Linked DNA regions of Mus musculus: region 1 is linked to region 2. Evidence: chromatin loops called from intact Hi-C (ENCODE). Cell type or tissue: gastrocnemius. All regions are shown on one strand. Links, peaks and the distances in the headings refer to the core of each region. The heading gives the core; the rest is flanking DNA.

Region 1 (4,391 bases), core at 74-4,073, 72 kb before region 2:
TGCCCGACTTGCTTTTACCTGTGGCTACAACACACTTAAAGTTTGTTCAGTAGAACCAGGGAACACATTTCCTATTTCACATTTTGCTTTGGTTTATCTTGGTCTTACTGTGTAGTCTAGGCTGGCCTTGAATTCATGATCAACCCGACTTAGGCCACAGGCTCCACTCTGCCTGGATGTTTTCACTCCATGTGTGTAGTGTATGTACAAAATAGGTAACTGGGACCATATGTGGTTGTTGTAGTGCCGTTTTCTAATGAGATTAACCCGGAGTGGAGCCAAGGTTTCTCCATAGCCGTGGTTATGGCCCTTTTACCATCCCAGGCCAAGGAATCCTTTCATGGGAGCCGCGTGGAGAGAGCGCCCTCTGCTGGCAGGAATGACGCATCACTCACCTTCTCTCGCTTATCAGCCTCGCTGTTTTCGTTCAGAAGAATTTCAAACATCGTCTGTACCCTGGAGTCTGTAGAAAACTGCACACGGAGCTGAAGAGAGAGAGCCCTAAGTGAAGCAGGCAGCTGGTGCACACCTATTCTTCATATATTCAATTCAGAAAAAAGATCTAATCTAAACCCTAGCGCATCCGTTCATTTTTGAACAAATGGGGGGAGGGTGTGCGTGTGAGATAGCTCAGCTGGCAAAGGCTTTTGCAGAGCAAGCCCTGAGACCTAAGCTGATTGCAAAACTCTCAGGGTTGGGAAGTGAAAACCAGCCTCCACATCCTCTGCCTCCATACCCCTTCATAATAACGATTAGTGATGATGATGATGATGATGATGATGCTAATAATAATTTTAACATTAACTGAATGACCACTTTATGCCAGGCACTGTTCTAGATGCCACAGATAGAAAGGTGTACCAAGGAGCAGAGATAATGTCCCATGCCTTTAATCCCAGCACTCAGGAGGCAGAAGCAGGCAGATCCCTATGAGTTCAAGGCCAGCCTAGTCTACACAGCGAGCTCTAGGACAGCCAGAGCTACATAGAGAGACTCTGATCCCAAACAAGAATCTCATAAACAATCAACTATTAGACATTGAATTGGAGATTAAGTTAGAAATCTATCTCCAGGCTAATAAACTAGAAGTAAGGGCTGGAGGGATGGCTCAGTGGTTAAGAGCACTGACTGCTCTTCCAGAGGTCATGAGTTCAAGTTCCAGTAACCACATGGTGGCTCACAACCATCTGTGATGAGATCCGATGCCTTTTTCTGGGGTGTCTGAAGATAACTACAGTGTACATGTATATATAATAAATAATTAAATAAACGAACACACCAGAAGTAGATTTCAGACATTTCACCAGATGAGTGGAAACCATTCTGTTTGGGGATCTAGACCCTCACACCCTGGGCCACTCTGAATCTTTCATAAGGTGGTCTAAGTGACCATCCTCCTGCTCCCTCCATGCCTCCTACAGCTGAGAGCTTTTGCTCCTCCCTCCTGCTGGTCTGGGCTCATCTGTTTGGGTGGGCAGGCCCCTCCTTCACCCACCCCTTTTCTCATCTCTCCCTCCTTTTCATTACACACACACACACACACACACACACACACACACTGAGTCTGAGTAACATGGTCCAGCCACACAGGATGCCTTGGAGCAGAGGGCTGAGTGAGCTACTGCTCTCCTGCTCTTTTGTACAGGAGAAAGCCGACATGTCTAAGGGGTCAACCAGAGAGAAGTCAATAGTTGAGCCAGGGGAGGATTCAGGGCTCCTTCTCGCTGGCTTGGACTCTTCATGCCTTTATCCATCTACCCGGAAACGATATCATGTTCCCACAGACTCTGACCCTCTAGTCCCCATTGGTCTTCCTGATTCCCCAGGATTCCTGGCTACTTTAATCCCCCTAGAGTTCTAATAACGGAGACTCACTAGGTGATCATAATTCATGTTCAAAGCTTCCATCTGAAATGTAGAAGAACTGTAGCCATGAGTAGATTGTGCTCTCACTCAGCACCACGGCGCTCTCCATCACTCACAGGCAGCCGTACTCGCCTAGCTGTTTCATGGAGCCTGCCCATGCTCTGCGCTATCTCTATTGAAACTGAAGAGAACGGGGCTCATTCTGTCCTCCCATCTCAACCTCCCTAGCCCATCTCCCCCTAAGAACGGGATGGAAGCTGCCAACATTCTCTGGAAGGGCCCAGCTTACCTGCTCTTGGATGCTGGTGTTGAGCCTCCGCAGTGTCTCCTGGAAGTTCTGGTTCCTTGGCTCCAGGGTAGCACAGCGCTGCACATCCTTGAATGCCTGGTCCAACTTGCCAAGATGCTCCAGTGCCTGGCATCGCCGATACAATGCTTTGATGTCAGCAGAGTTGATGTCAATGGCTACAGAGGGGGACAGGCAGATCCTCAGGGAGGCTGGGCTACAAGACTGATCTCCCTATACTACTGCCCAGGAAGGATAAGGATGTCTTCCTTATTTGAACTAGCTGGCACATACCTTTTTTTTTTTTTTTTTTTTTTTTTTTTGATTGGGAGAAAGACCCATAGAGTCTCAAGGTTGGCAAAAAGACAAGACTAAAAGTCCTCTCCCCCTGCATCCCCCCCAGCAGTACTCCCCAACTTCTATCTGATTCCCAGTGCTTCCCCAACCATTTTTATCAGGGTTCCATCTTACTGAGGATTGTATATTCCCAGAAATAGGGTGCTCCCCTCTTCCTGAGACAGCCAGGCAACTCCATCAATAAATCTGTCACAGCTGGATGGCTATGGAAACTTTTAATCCCAGCACTCGGGAGGCAGAGGCTGAACCTCTGTGAGTTCAAGACTAGCCTGGTCTACAGAGCTAGTTCCAAGACACCCAAAAACAAACAAACAAATAAACACCCTTTCCCTATTCCTGCCCAAACTCCTCCCTGTCGTTTTTTGTCTCCTTATCCTAGGTCTGGCTCTGAAGCCCCTAAAGTGAAATTAAACCTTCCTTATTCCACCTGAGAGCCACCTTCCCTGAGCTACATACTGCCAGATACCTCATTTCTTTCTCTAGTGGTTTCTTAGCCTTCAGAACCTACAGACTATCATAGCACGTAATAACAATGAAAGCCAGATCCAAGCTACTGCTCAGCCATGCTGAGTGAGGGTAAAGTGTAGAGCTCACCTCTGGAAGCATCCGAGGCTGCCTGGGCGTAGCTCTCCTGAGAAACAGGAACGAGAGATTGGAGATTAGGGAGGGCCCAGTGGAATCAGCATTCCCTAAGTGAGGGGAGGAGCTAACCTGGGAGGCGGGGGTGGGGGGGGGGAGGGTGGGGGGGGGGGTGCTGCAGGTTATCAGGGGCTTGGGATGCACCCTGTGCCTGGTACAGAAAAGCACAGGCTGTAGTGCCAGGCAACCCTAGCTTTAAATGCCAGCTCCTCTGCGACCCGGGAAAGTTTGGTCAAGCTACTCCCGCTTTCTGAACCTTGGGTTTCTTGACTGAGATATGAGAATGAGAGCATAGGCTGTCGCAGGGCTCTCTTCAGAGGAGTGGCCCAACATATGAAAAGCACCTGTGTTGGGCCAACTGTGACTGGTGAATTCCTGCTTCTCTAGAGCAGTGGCCGGGGTAACAGGAGGCACATTTGCCAACTCAAGGGGTCTAGAGGGCATAGTGAGGATGATGATGGCTCACTTCCGTCAGGCCATCACAGCCTTGCCTCCAGCCTTAACCTCCCTCATCCCACCCACGCTGTCCTGTCCCAGACCATTTTCAGGCCGCAGGCTGCCCGATTCCGGTAGAGTGTAGCTAGCAGAGCCTTGTCCTTGGTCAGCTTCAGGGCCTGGCTGTAGCTCTTGGTGGCCGCCTTGTAATCCTGGAGCTGAAAATGCCGGTTCCCCTCCTCCTTCAGCTGTGCCGCTTCAGCCTCTGCCATCTGCGGGGACACCAACAGCCCTGTGTGGTCAGCCTTTTGCTGGACACCCAGGACAAGGCTTTTAGCCTGATAGCTAGGGCCCCAGGTTTCCCTCTTCGCAGTGTAGGATAGTAATTCTGCTGGCAAGGTATCCACTCCAGCCCCCCTAAATCCACTGACCACTCCTTCCAAAGGACATTGGTGTTTGTTTGGGGCTTGACTCCCACTGAAAGGGTTGTCAGAGTCCCTAAGCTTCCCTATCTGTCTCTTTCAACCAAAGCAGGCCTGAAGGCCTGAAAGTCCTCCCATCTTCTCCTTACCCAGGCTCCCAGCCTACTCACAGTCTTTCTGCACGATGCCTCCTCCTAGGCACTGCTCTGAGCTCTGCGGTCCACCTCAGACAGCTTGATCTGCTGCTCCCAGCCCCCACCCTGCAGACTTTATCACCCCAGCCAGTGACTCCAGACTATATTTGGCCACAGGGGCAGGTGCTCCTGGAAGCTGTCATTGATACAGGGCCCTCCCCCTGCCTGGACTGGACATCCATGCCCACGTGA
Region 2 (4,391 bases), core at 74-4,073:
GTTTTTACTGTTTTCTTTAAGCATTTTGTTTTCTTTAAGCACCCTACTGGCTTAGAGTTTTGTTTTGTGAATACTTACAGGCAGGGCCTGCCTTCTTCAAACATAGAGAATACTCTTTCCTAAGATGTCACATACCAAAGACAGACTGGTGCGAGTCCTGCTCAGAACTCTCATGGTTAGCTTCGGCAGACCCCCATCTTCTCCACTTGTTGCCCAAGACTTCTTAAACCATTGCTGCTTACCAGGATTTGTAAAGCACTTCAGACTTGACTCTGTCTTGTGGTTCCTCAGAACCAGCCTGCCTCCATCTCCCTTAGCTACCGTCACTGGTCATTGTCCATTCCCTGGCCATGACATAACCCTTTAGGGCAGTGGTTCTCAATCTGTGGGTTGTTACCCCTTTGGGGATGTCCAGAAAACCCTTTGGAAAACACAGATATTTACATTACATTCACAACAGTAGCAGAATTACAGTTAGGAGGTAGCCATGAAAATAACTTTATGGCTGGGGGGTCCTGAGAAACTGTATTAAAGGGAGGGAGGCAGCATTAGGAAGTTGAGGAGCACTGCTTTAAGGATTAATCCTTTCCCTAACAGCCCCTTCCGTGACTGACAGAATCTCATCCCCCAAAGATTTGTACATCTATGAAGTCTTTGACCTCCCAAGTTTCATAATTCTTCCTTATTTGGGTTTCTACAACTGTCTCCCTCCCCTCAATGTCCTTCCCCTCTCTTCTCTTCTCCCTCCTCTCCCCCCTTCTCTCTTCCTCCCTTCCCCCTTTCTTGTTCTCTCTCTCACTCTTGCACTTTCGATCTTATTCTCTAGTTATCTCATTCCTTGACTGACTTCAGGTCTTCAGTCTGGAGCCTGTTCTATCAGGCAGAGTGGCTGAAATGGGTCCCTAGGGATCACCCCACATTCTAAATGTCTTTATTGTCTAAATGTCTTTTAAGTGTTATAAGATCCATATGCTCTCATCAGATGGATGCTTTGGGTTCCTGTTGGATGAACGCAGACTCATGGCTGCTTGTTGTATGTTTCTCTTGCCATCTAGATGGTCACTCTGAGTTCATTTGACAATTGAAGGGCTTGCTGAAGTCTCGGCCCAGCATGCTGTCCTGTGTTCTTATTTTGTGTATATGTTTGACTGCCTGCATGTGCGTATGTGCATTGCATGTGTGCCTGGTGTCTTCAGAGGCCAGAAGAGAGCATCAGATCATGGCTTTGGAGTTAATGGCAGTTGTGAGCGGCCTGATGGGGTGCAGGAAACCAAGCCCAGGTCTTTTACAGGAGCAGCAGAGCCAGCTTAACCCCATTGCTTTTTTTTGTTTGTTTGTTTTGTTTTGTTTTAGTTTTTCAAGACAGGGTTTTTCTGTATAGCCTTGGCTGTCCTGGAACTCACTTTGTAGTCCAGGCTGGCCTCGAACTCAGAAATCCACCTGCCTCTGCCTCCCAAGTGCTGGGATTAAAGGCATGCACCACCACTGCCTGGCAACATTTTTATAGTGCTTTACAAAATGCTTTCTGTATTTTATCTGATGCCTACTATAACCCTGTGTTGGGTTGGCTTTATTCCCCCGAACCCTTTTTTTTTAATTTAAACTAGTGGTTATATAAACTAGTTCTCATATAGAAACATTTATTCATGTACAATTCAGACGCGGGGGAAGTGTTCTTTTAATGCATTAAGCAACTAGCTGGTGTCTTTGTAATTAAATAAGCACTGTCCTGTTCTACATAATGGGTGCCTTTGCTCAGAAGGGAAGAGCTAAGGGTCACTGTTTTACAAGGCCACTTTACAATCAAGGTAGGAGGAGGAACTCAAGGGATCCTGCCTCCTGACCTGTGGCAAGACCCCATTACTCTTAGCTCCAACTTCTTGGGCTCTGCAAGTGTATTCTTGTCTCCCCTCCCCTGCCACGCCCTGAGCGCCGCGCCGAGGATTGGGTGCCTCATTTCTAGGCCAGAGCCCCTTTCCACTGAGTTACTGTCCTTCAGGCTTTCCAAGTGTTGCAGCTTCCGGTCGTGCTGTGAGACCAGAGAGGAGGCATGAGGTGGAACGAACTGTGTGAGGAGCAGAGAAGGTCGCATAGACGTTTGTGGACCATAACTTTTGGGGCTACTTATACACTTGAACTGTGAAATTAGATTATAGAAAAACTGATTGAGGCTTGGAAATAACATCTGTTAGATACAAATGACATGCAATTTTGGTCCCATTATACTTGAGAAATGAATGAGTTGAAAAATAGCCAGGTGGTCATTTTGAGCCCATGCCTTTGATCCCAGCAGTTGGGAAGGAGAGGCAGGTGGATCTCTGAGTTCAAGGCCAGCCTGGTCTACAGGGCAAATTTTAGGATTATCCAGGACAAGAGCTTCAGAGATTGAACAGTAAAAATGCCCTTAAGTTAAGGGGAGGGAGTTATTTAGATGAATATGAGGATCATCAAAATTAGGAAACACTTGAATGACCGCTATTGAAAGTTTTGAGGGGGGGGGTATAGGGAACTTTCGGGATAGCATTTGAAATGTAAATAATTTTTAAAAGTTTTGAATTTTGTGTTGTCCCACTTAAATGGATTAATGTAGAATAAATTACCCCAAAGCTTTTGGTAGTGTGTATTCTTGCAAGCTCTGCATGTGTATTCTTGTCTCCCCTCCCCCGCCCTGCCCAGCCCAGCGCTGTTGCCTATGCCCTGAGGGCTCATGGTGCTTCTAGAGATGCTGGTACGGACCACTGCTCCATGTGATGCTAGCACGGATCACTTGGCTTTATTCACATGCTTGGGTCTTGTTGCTAGTTGTTGGTTGAGACTTCTTGGTTGTCCTCCATGAAGTCTATCTGTCTCCTCATTGAGCAAGATCAAGCGCCTAGGCCATAAAGGAAGCTGCAAGGTCCGAATCTTCCAACTGATCACTTTTGTCTGCGTTGGTTTGGCTAAATATAGCCCAGAGCCAACAGGCTAGTGTGTGAGCCTGACTTCCTGGAGGATAGTGTTGAAGTCATCATGCAAAAGGACATGTACTAAGTATGGTTAGGATCACTGCTGCTAATTTGGAGACAGTATACCATACTGACCTTAGTGCTTTCTCAGGAGAGAAGGATCCGTGTGTAGTCATTGAGTGGATAGACAGGCGTATGCACGTCCAACTCACCTAGGGGAATTTACAAGCTTGGACTCCTAGGTACCAGACGTGTGACTCAGCATCTCCTGGGGGTGTGTGTGTTGGTTTGTAAGAGACACTGTGTCCTCTCAGGTAACAACCAGCAACATGAGTATGGGACAGGTTTAATATAAGGCAGCCCATTCAGTGCCTTAGGATGGGCCACCCCTGCTCTGCTTCCTGCACCTGGCTGACCCGCCCACTCTCATCCTAGCTTCTGTCATAAGCTTACATCTCATTCAATCAGCTCATCACCAGAGCTTGTTTCTTGAGGCTTAACTCAATTCTTTCTTTCTCCTAGTGTCAAGCGCCTCACAGTGTTTCAGTCTCTAAATATTTGTGAGATGATTTGACTGTCTTCTTCCTTTTCATGTATTTAACACAGTGAGTTTCCCTTGTAAGAGGCTCTGGGTTTTTGTTGAATGAGTAACCGGTTGATTAAATGCATTCATGAATGAAGTGATCCTCGAATTCCGTTTCAGAGGTGATTAGGATTTTGGACAGGTGGAGCAAATGAATGAGAAACTCATTGTTGAGAAGTCTACAGTGTAGATCATATTATTGCTTTCAGGAGGTGGAGGAACTGGTTTGGAAACGTTGGAAGGTTTGGTTTCTAATGTACTTATTACGCCACGTTTGAGTAGTGGATATCTAGCAGCCTTTCAGAAGTGTAGTCCTGAAACAAGGGTGAGACAGATGCCAGAAAGAAAACCATGGGGTGCGTTCTTTCAGCCAATGCAGTGAGCCCCTGCTATGTGCCAGACAACTATGTTAGAGGGAGGTGAACTCAAGACCCATACCAGCCTCCTCCTGAACTGTGTTGGGAAGAATACTCCAGCCAGGAAATGTGTTGCCTGGGGAAATGAATACCGTTTTTTTTTTTTGTTTTGTTTTTTTTTTTTTTTTTTTTTTGAGAGATTGAAAACTGAGTGATAGAAGGTCAGAGTGAGGTGAATGAGGGGGGAGGTATGAAGCAGGTGGGAAGGCAGGGGACCCACAATCCCTAAGGGCCTCATGGGAGACCACTGATGATTTGAAGCTGGGCATTTGCTGTGACTACTCTAGAGAATAGAGTGTGGCTGCATGAATTGCTTTTGTTGTCGCTGTGACAAAATACCTGAGGCAGAACAATAGAAAGGAGGAAAGGTTTCTTTTGACTCATGTTTCAAGAGGGTACAGTCAGTCTGACCTGGTGGGGACAATTTGGCAGAGCTCATGGTGGCTG

What was found. Hi-C counts contacts between places; a loop is a spot of excess contacts. Peaks named below come from ENCODE experiments on the same cell type or tissue, not always from the same donor. Only the 100,000 strongest peaks of a DNase experiment are listed, where the experiment ranks them.
Region 1: it touches region 2 in a loop (16-fold over the local background); 1 of 42 quality-filtered maps calls a loop at or near these places.

Annotation. Positions count from the first base shown.
Region 1 is chr11:82,911,144-82,915,534 of GRCm38, reverse strand. Unc45b (unc-45 myosin chaperone B) reads right to left here and starts at 4,282. Exons shown (of 20, transcript NM_178680.4): 1 at 4,176-4,282; 2 at 3,688-3,855; 3 at 3,104-3,140; 4 at 2,156-2,331; 5 at 396-485. The coding sequence starts at 3,855. In gastrocnemius, for the core only: a CTCF peak has its summit at 377 (motif pointing left); a DNase peak (open chromatin) is centred at 364; H3K4me3 peaks cover 3,784 bases; H3K27ac peaks cover 1,234 bases.
Region 2 is chr11:82,839,405-82,843,795 of GRCm38, reverse strand. All of the region lies in intron 1 of Rffl (ring finger and FYVE like domain containing protein), which reads left to right. Among named protein-coding and RNA genes, the nearest start is that of Rffl, 30 kb to the left of the region's middle. In gastrocnemius, for the core only: no CTCF peak of the experiment used is centred there; no DNase peak of the experiment used is centred there; H3K27ac peaks cover 653 bases.